Linked DNA regions of Homo sapiens: region 2 is linked to region 1. Evidence: read pairs that join two places in POLR2A ChIA-PET (ENCODE). Cell type or tissue: PC-9. All regions are shown on one strand. Each heading gives the region's core, and the rest is flanking DNA. Links, peaks and the distances in the headings are about the cores only.

Region 1 (4,788 bases), core at 511-4,510:
TAGGCTACAAACCTGTACAACTGTACAACATGTTACCGTACTGAATACTGTAGGCAGCTTTAATACAATAATAAGTATTTGTATATCTAAACGTATCTGAACATAGAAAAGGTACAGTAAAAATATGATATAAAAGATAAAAATGGTACACCTGTATAGGGCACTTAACACGAATGGAGCTTGCAAGACTGGAAGTTGCTCTGGGTGTGTCAGTGAGTGGTGAGTGAATTTGAAAGCCTAGAACATTACTGTGCATTACTATAGACTTTATAAACTCTGTGCTCTTAAGCTACACTGTTTATTTTTTTAAAGTTTCTTTAATATAAATTAACCCTAGCTTACTGTAATTTTTTTACTTTCGAAACTTTTTAATTTTGTTAAATATTTTACTCTTTTGTAATAACACTTAGCGTAAAACACAAGGACATTGTACAGCTGTACAAAAATTTTTTTTTCTTATTTATTTATTTTTTCTCACTCTGTTGCCTAGGCTGGATTGCAGTGGTGCAATCATGGCTCACTGCAACCTTGACCTCCCAGGGTCAAGTAATCCTTCCACCTCAGTGTCCTCAATAACTGCTAGGACTACAGGCACAAGCCACCACACCTGGCTAAGTTTTTTGTAGAGTTGAGGTCTGAGTTGCTTTTTTACTTTTTAAAATAAGACACAAACATATACATTAGCCTAAGCCTACACAGGTTTAGTCACCAAGACACCCCTAGGCAATACAATAGGAATTTTCAGCACTGTTACAGTCTGTGGGACCACCTTTATACATGTGGTCCATCATCAACGAAACATCATTATATAATGTCTGACTGTAGTGTCAGAGTGGTTGAGGTAGGCCTCATTTGAAAGATAAAATTTGAGCAAAACCACAAAGGACGTGAAAGAGTTAACCAAATAGATGTCAGGAAGTACAGTCCATGCAGAGGGAATAGCTAAGGCCTAAGGTTGGAGTGTATCTAGCATGTTCAGAGAATATCCAGGAAGAAAGCAATAGAAGAGGTCAGAGAAGGAAGAAGGCCAAATGATTTATGGCCTGTGAGACCATTTTAAGGACTGGCTTTTACTCTTAAATGAAATGGAAAGCTTTTGCAGAAAAGTGACATAATTTGGCCTTCATCCTAAAAGATCATTCTGTGAAATGCATCCAGTTTTGGATGAATTGATGGATGGAAAGAGCAATGGATAGATGTGTGACAAAGCAAATATAGCAAAATATTCAGTGTAGATTCTAGGTGGTAAGTGTGTATATGGGTCATCTCTGCGTAATTTTCTGTGTTTGAAAAATAAGAAAAAGTTGAATAAAAACTATTAAAAACTATAACCCTGATGTCATTATTTAACTCTTCATCATTTTATAGAATAATTTTAACATGTCACTGAAAACTGTCCTGTAAGTGAATCCCACATGCCAAATATCATTTTCTCATTAACTTTCATTATGAAGTAGAATATATTTCTTTGGAAAGAATCTGAGTGATAAAACCTAAGATTAAAATATCTAAGAATGTAAAAGGCTTAAAAATTATATTTTCTATATAATAAAGTAAATGTCAGTATATAGGCAAAATAAAAAATATAACAGTAAAAAAAATTATCCTGGCTGCTGTTTTAGAAATCTAGCAGTCTTGGGCCAGAGTAGTAACAGTGGATATAAGAAGTGGCCTTAATTCTGACTAAATTTTGAAGGATTTCTGATGAATTGGAGGTATGGTGAAAGAGAAACGGGGAGTAAAGGATAACTCCTTGATGTGGTTTGTGGTGCAAGCAACTAAGAAAGATTTGGACAGTTTTGGACTTGTTAGTTTGAAATGTCAATTAGGTATCCAGGGGAAATAGGTAGGCAGTTTGATATACCAGTCTGCACTTAAGGAAAGATTAACTAGAGAGAGAAATTTGGCAGTCTGCAGCATGGATGTTATTTAAAGGCATGGCACTGGATCCGAGTATCCACGAGTGTGGATAGGGAAGAGGAGTGAGGACCAGCAGCCATGGGGCATTTCAACGTACAATGATTGAAGGAGACTAAAGCGATTTGGAAAAAATGTCTCGAGGAGGAGGGAGTTTGAAAACAATTGAAAAACAATTTTTAGTTGTTTTGTCAAAGGCTGTTATTATCAGTTCTCCTCCCTGTTCCCAAGTTATCCCCTTTCCTACTTGTTTTTGCTAAAACATTAAATTAGAAATTGCCTTAAGAAAACTTAATACTTAAATTATAAGATTTACCATACTTTTGCTTCCCTAATGTATCTAACACGTGCTTCACAAGAGTCTTGAATTGCATATCTCCATGGCTCCCCAGGCTCCAGCCTTTAATCATCGGCCATGTGTCCATTCAGCAAAACCCTAAACATACAACAGAGTACAACGTATAGGAAGCTCGCTCGAAATCTAGTGGTGATGGTGGGGAGGGGTGTTTCATAAATATATACAAAGTTAAATAATAAAGGAACTAAATTACTAAGATTGTGGAGAGACTTAACTAATTATTTTACATGTGTTTAGGAATACCATATTTTATAATGTAACAAGCCACAGCCCTTGGATAGGTTGTGATCTTTTCCATTGGTGTCATGGTGGCCTAAGATGAGATCACCAATCCCCATTTGTTTGGATTCAAAGGACATTCCTGTAATATGTCTAAGTAGAGCTTAAGACTGTTTGGTCGTCATACTTTTCCTGGCCTGGCTGTTATTTAAAATGTTTACCTTTGGTTTTCTCTTTGATAATGCTGATTATAAGGAAATCATTTGGTCGTTTACTTCTGCTGACTTTTAAACATGTAAGTTCTTTTGATTTTAGTAGTGTTTTGTGAGGGCTGGAATTCTCACCTCTGTCACGCTGTCTAGAAGCTTTCTTTCCCCACTTTTCCAGCCTTGAGAATGGAAGTTATTTTTTAGATCTGGTCACCACTTTGAGGGGGTAGGGGACTGAATTCGCCGAACTCTCCTTAACTTAAAACTTCAAGATATGTTGTCACAGAATTGATGCAGAGTGACCTACATAAAATTATCGTCTCTCCTCAACCACTCAGCTCAGATCATGTCAAAGTTTTTCTTTATCAGATTTTGCGAGGTAAGATTTCTTTATGAAGAAAAAGGTGCTGTCACACTGTAAATGAAATGTTTTGCTTCTCATTTAGACTTTAATCCGATCTTCCAAGGTTTTCTTCTTCTCTAAAGACTTTTTTCTTTTGACCAAAGCATATTTTATAATTTCTATATTTAATGTTAAAGAGGAAGCTTTTTAGGGTTGCCAAATAGTTCTTGTTTTCAGTGATGAAAGAGAAAGCCCTGTCAAATTCATTAGGCAGTTGAGTGGGCTAATCTAGGTGAATAAGCAGGATGGTTTGTCACAAGTTCACAAAACAGCCTTTAGTTTTCAACGGAATAGGAATATGTGGCATCAGACGACTAAAGTGAAAAGTGACTATATCCCCTATGGATGACGTCCATCCTGCAAGCCAACAGTAGGTGGGCCTGTCTGAGTATTGGCTGGCATACCTGAAGCCAACTCCAGAGAAACAAAATGACCCTTAAAACCAAAGTAGATTGGGAAGACCAATAAACAGAGCCAGCTAAATTCTAGACAGCTCATTAAAGAGCACAGACTTGACTGAGAAAGGATTTGGGCCAACATTATTGACACTTCTTCTGGCCATCAAGTATGTCCATGAGAATTTTGCCATTACAAGTAGAGAATTGCTTAAACCTGAAACAGCTTTCTTACCTAGTAAGCAAAATACTTTCCCCCTGCCCCAGAATTCATAGAATTAAGAGATTCTTTATAGAGATTGAAAAATAAATGCCAAAAGGATGAAAACACATAAGCAATTTTTTTTTCAGACAGAGTCTTGCTCTGTCGCCTAGGCTAGAGTGCAGTGGTGCGATCTCAGCTCACTGCAAGATTCGCCTCCCAGGTTCACGCCATTCTCCTGCCTCAGCCTCCCAAGTAGCTGGGACTACAGGTGCCCGCCACCACGCCCAGCTAATTTTTTGTATTTTTAGTAGAGGCAGGGTTTCACCGTATTAGCCAGGATGATCTTGATCTCCCGACCTTGTGATCCTCCTGCCTCGGCCTCCCAAAGTGCTGGGATTACAGGCGTGAGCCACTGCGCCCAGCCACATAAGCAATATTAAAACTAAAAAACTCACCTCCAGGCCAGGCATGGTGATTCATGCCTGTAATCCCAGCGCTTTGGGATGCTGAGGCGGGCAGATCATCTGAGGTCAGGAATTCAAGACCAGCCTGGCCAACATGGCAAAACTCCATCTCTACTTTAAAAAAATACAAAACTTAGCTGGGCATGGTGGCACTCGCCTGTAGTCTCAGCTACTTGGGAGGCTGAGGCAGGAGAATCGAGTGAACCCAGGAGGTGGAGGCTGCAGGGAGCCAAGATCGCGTCACTGCACTCCATCCTGGGCAACAGAGTGAGACTCCGTCTCAAAAAAAACAAAAACGTTCACCTCTAAGATTTGTTCATATTCTATGGTAGGGGAAAATGGGGAAGATATTGGCTCTTTTTGTACTTGTGAAAAATGTGATTTGCTACATTTTATCCAAAAAAGACTCAGCCCATTAGCCGGATATGGTGGTACATGCCCGTAGTTCCCACTTCTCAGGAGGCTGAGATGGGAGCATGGCTTGAGCCAGGAAGGTCGAGGCTTCAGTGAGCTGTGATCATACCACCACACTCCTGCCTAGGTTACAGAGCGAGACCCTGTCTCAAAAAAAAAAAAGAAAAGAAAAAAAGAAAAACGCACACAAAAAGGACTCAACCT
Region 2 (4,788 bases), core at 525-4,524, 60 kb after region 1:
CCCAACTCACTGCAGCCCTGACCTCCCAGGCTCAGGTGATCCTCCCACCTCAGCCTCCCAAGTAGCTGTGACTACAGGCACACACCACCATACCAGGCTAATTTATTTTTTGTTTTGGTAGAAACAGGATCTTGCTAGGTTGCCCAGACTGGTCTCAAATTCCTGGGCCCAAGTGGTCCCCCCGTCTCAGCCTCCCAAAGTGCTGAGATTACAGATGTGGGCCAGGAACCTGACCTTCACCACACCACACTCTTAAATGGCAAAATGCTTGCCCTCTACTTCCTTATTTCTCATCTCTGTGGCCTGGAATATGAATGTGGGGTAATGAACATTCTTTTTTTTTTTTTTTTTTTTTTTTTTGAGACAGAGTCTCTCTCTGTCACCCAGGCTGGAGAGCAGTGGCATGAACTCAGCTCACTGCAAACTCCGCCTCCCGGGTTCAAGCGATTCTTCTGCCTCAGCCTCCTGAGTAGCTGGGACTACAGGCAAGCCTCACTCCGCTCGGCTAATTTTTGTATTTTTAGTAGAGACAGCATTTCACCATATTGGCCAGGCTGGTCTCAAACTCCTGACCTCGTGATCCACCCGCCTCAGCCTCCCAAAGTGCTGGGATTACAAGAGTGAGCCACCATGCCAGGCCCGGTAATGTACATTCTTAAACCATGTGGATGGGTGCACAATCTTGGAATAACAAGACAAGACGGTGCTTGGGCTCCTTGTAGATCAGAGGCACCCTACCCCCCAGCTGCCAGCTTGGACCCTTACATGAGAGAGAAATAAATATCTATAGTATTTAAGTTACTGTTATTTGGTCTCTATTAAGGCAGGTGCACCAATATTTTAACTAATATGTTCACTTGTTGACTGATCAATTCAATAACCTAAGAGCCACCATGTGCCAGCACCACATCAGATACCAGGAGCCACAAAGACACAAGTCCACAGGGGCCTGGTGAATCAGGGAGCTGACCGTGTCTGAACCAGGTCAGAACTGTTTCTCCCTGAATCCATGCTTCTTTCAGGACTTGAGCTTCTGCACCAGCAGCACAGGCCTCTTGAGACTGTTGGACCCTAGAAAAAGTTTTGGATTCAGACTGGGAACAGGGGCACTGGTGTGGAGGGGATGTGCACAGAGCTTCCCGGGACTGGAGCCCAGGGCCCCTCACAGTATTTTATTTAAGGCTTCACAACACACACCAGCATTTGGTTTATATTTGGTTTTTAAAAATTCTTTGGTTGTTCTTTAAGACATTAAATAGAAATACCCTGGCCGGGCGCGGTGGCTCACGCCTGTAATCCCAGCACTTTGGGAGGCCAAGGCGGGCAGATCTCCTGAGGTTGGGAGTTTGAGACCATCCTGACCAACATAGAGAAACCTCATCTCTACTAAATATACAAAATTAGCTGGGCGTGTTTGCACATGCCTGTAATCCCAGCTACTCAGGAGGCTGAGGCAGGAGAATCATTTGGGCCCTGGAGGCAGAGGTTGCGGTGAGCCAAGATGGCGCCATTGCACTCCAGCCTGGGCAGCAAGAGCAAAACTCTGTCTCAAAAAGAAAAAAGAAAGAAAGAAAACGAAATACCCCATAAAACATTCAAACTATATTGGAAATATATAAAATACCGGAGAAGCCCTTGTTTTGATATAAGTAGGTCTGAGTCATTGACCAGTCTTTTGGAAACGTCAGTTCAAGTGGGCAATCGTTAAAAACAGACACGTGTAGGTCCTGGTCACTTTGTTTTGACTTCAAACAAAATTCACACTCAGGCACTAGTTTTTCTTTGGGTATCTTGACTCAAATCCCTCTTTGACTTTCTTGCATAAATCACACCCACAATCCTATAATTCATCACCTATTATTTTCAATTTATTTAAACTTAAAGACAGTTGTGAAGCAATCTGATGTAGAACAGTTCTAGATTTTTAGGATTTTCCCTGAATAGTTTATCTTTCACATCTAATTCAACATGTCAGCAAATCTTTTTGTGTATTACTTCCAAAGCATTTAACGTCATTTGCAAGGAAACAATTCTTTATGCACTCACATTTCATCAGTTTATGTAATATTTAATTTAATTATATGATTACAATGACAGTACACCTGGCATAAACAGGCTAGGGACACACCCAATCAACTCTTGGTAAACCGACAACTCAACCCAGAGCAGAGGTAGCTGAGTTCTTGCTTTTCTAGACCAGGGGTCAGCAAACTATGGCCCTGTGGGCCTGTTTTTATACATCCTGTGGGTTAAAAATGCCTTTTAGGGGCTGGGTGTGGTGACTCACACCTGTAATCCGAGCACTTTGGGAAGCCAAGGCAGGCAGATCACTTGAGGTCAGGAGTTCGAGGCCAGCCTGGCCAACATGGTGAAACCCCATCTCCACAAAAAATACAAAAAGTAGCCGGGCATGGTGGCGGGCGCCCGTAGTCCCAGCTACTTAGGAGGTTGAGACAGGAGAATCCCTTGAACCCGGGAAGGGGGACTTGCAGTGAGCTGAGATCACACCACTGTACTCCAGCCTGGGTGACAGAGTGAGACTGTCTCAAAAAAAAAAAAAAAATGCCTTTTATGCCAGGCACAGTGGCTCATGGCTATAATCTCAGCATTTTAGGTGGCTGAGGCCAGAGGATCCCTTGAGCTCAATAATAATAAAAAGAATGGCTTTTTAAAGTGGTTGAATCTGTAAGTGGTTGAAAAAAACTTAAAAAAATATTTATTCCATGAAAATTATATGAAATTCAAACTTTAATGTCTGTAAGCAAAGATTTACTAAAGCACTACTACATCCATTCTTTTTTTTTTTTTTTTTTGGTGTATTCAGTGGCTGCTTTCAAGCTACCATGGCTAAGCCTAACAGTGTCAACAGAGACTGTCTGGAGCACAAAGCCTAAAATATTTACTATCTGGTCCTTTACAGAAAGAGTTTGCCTACCTCTGTTCTAGAGCGAAGCCTGAGCCTTGGGTGCTCACTATGCCACAGGTATCTGTTACTGTGGTTTGCAGAAGCTTCAGGTGAGAGGGAGAGCTTCTAGGAGAATGCCTACCACGAAAAGTGAAAATCCCTTCCTTCTTGGCATCACTGTTTCCCAAACCCACCTCCCACTCTTCCCAAGGTAGCTTCATGGTTTGCTTCGTCACTTCCTTCCTGGGCTCAAGTGAACCTCCCAACTTGGTCTACCAGAGCACTGGGATTACAGACATGAGCCACTATACCCAGCTCTGATTTTTCTCTATAGCACTTATCAGATATATTCCATGCTTATTTATTTATTTATTTTTAATTTGTTTGAGACAGAGTCTCACTTTGTCACCCAGGCTGGTGTGCAGTGGCACCATCTCAGCTCACTGCAACCTCCGCCCCCCAGGTTCAAGCAATTCTCCTGCCTCAGCCTCCCAAGTAGCTGGGATCACAGGCGTGTGCCACCACACTTGGCTAATTTTTGTACTTTTAATAGAGACGAGATTTCACCATGTTGGCCAGGCTGGTCTTGAACTCCTGACCTCAGGTGATCCACCTGCCTCAGCCTCCCAAAGTGCTGGGATTACAGGCATGAGCCACCACGCCCAGCCTCCATGCTTATTGATTTATTTTCTATTTCCTGTCACTAGAATGTGAGCTCTATGAGGGCAAGGGTTTTGCCTGTTTGTTCACTGCCCTATCCCAGTCCCTAGATGAGTGCCTGGCACACAGCAGGGACTTCATAAACGCTTGTTGAATGAGGATCGAATTACTCTTGCTGTATGACCATCTGCTGTCTGCAGGACCCTGGGCATGAGGAAATGCCTGCAGGCGGAAGGGCAGTGGGCCAGTGCTGCACAGTGCACGATGATCAAAGAGAGGGCTTATGTGTGGGGAGTGGGTACGGGCAGGTGGGTGATGGGGTGCAAAATTCTAGACCTCTAAGGATGAATGGCAGAGGCCACACCCCCTTGATGAGTGACCCTTGAGCCCACCGGACAAGGGGAATGGTTGGCTAGGGTCCAGGTCCATGGTCTCCCTGACTTAGGGTGGCCTTGCCCGGGGCTCTGAGAATGGGGCCAAGGAAGCCCTAGTGATTCTGTCCCCTACCCTTCAAGGACAAGTTGGAGGCAGGCCCTGGTCTCAAACATCTACAAAAACAATTGTGTCTGAACTTTCTGCCCTCACAGATGTCAGCCCCCCAACCCCCAGACATGTCTCATGACCACTGAGTCATGCATCAATGATGGGTGTGGGTGTGTGGATGGATGTAGCCAAGCCCATTGACCGAGGACTGAGACATACTCCCCACTAATCAACAAGTTAACAAGCTCTCTGATGAGGAGGCAGTGATTAATGAACCAATCGGCTTGCCCTGTAAGTGGGGAGTGAAATTGGAGGGTGGGAGTATGATGGATAGGGAGGGCTTGGAGGGATGTGTGAGGCTGGCTCCTGGTCCACACTGAGACTATCTGGGTGCCCATTTACTTTGGCTATAAATGAGGAAGTGACTTCTTCAGAGGTTGTAGCCCAAATTCAGGCCATCCCATACCCTTTAGCTTCTATAATGTCTCTCCTGTCTTCCCATCTGTCCTTGGACCCCATATTCCCCAAGACATGACGGGGTTCCAGGGATGTCAGATTCCCTGTGGACATCTCACAGGCTCCATCTCTCTGCCTGGAATCAGTGCACTAGAAACTCCCTATCCCCCCATGGTTAGTGCTGCAGGGTCAGAAGAGCAAACAGGCCCCTACTCTCTGGTATCCTTGCCCCCATTAGCCTGCAGGGTCCTTCTGTAGGCCCTGACCCCTGGGATCACAGATGT

Evidence for each region. ChIA-PET counts read pairs that join two places held together with the same protein. Peaks named below come from ENCODE experiments on the same cell type or tissue, not always from the same donor. Only the 100,000 strongest peaks of a DNase experiment are listed, where the experiment ranks them.
Region 2: POLR2A ChIA-PET joins it to region 1 with 5 read pairs; 9 of 35 experiments call an interaction of 5 or more read pairs at or near these places.

What each region holds. Positions count from the first base shown.
Region 1 is chr17:28,158,185-28,162,972 of GRCh38, forward strand. It overlaps NLK (nemo like kinase), which reads left to right. Exons shown (of 11, transcript NM_016231.5): 4 at 2,976-3,082. Among named protein-coding and RNA genes, the nearest start is that of NLK, 120 kb to the left of the region's middle. In PC-9, for the core only: no CTCF peak of the experiment used is centred there; no DNase peak of the experiment used is centred there.
Region 2 is chr17:28,217,738-28,222,525 of GRCh38, forward strand. All of the region lies in intron 1 of LOC105371710 (a long non-coding RNA gene), which reads right to left. Among named protein-coding and RNA genes, the nearest start is that of TMEM97, 99 kb to the right of the region's middle. In PC-9, for the core only: no CTCF peak of the experiment used is centred there; a DNase peak (open chromatin) is centred at 2,214; H3K27ac peaks cover 886 bases.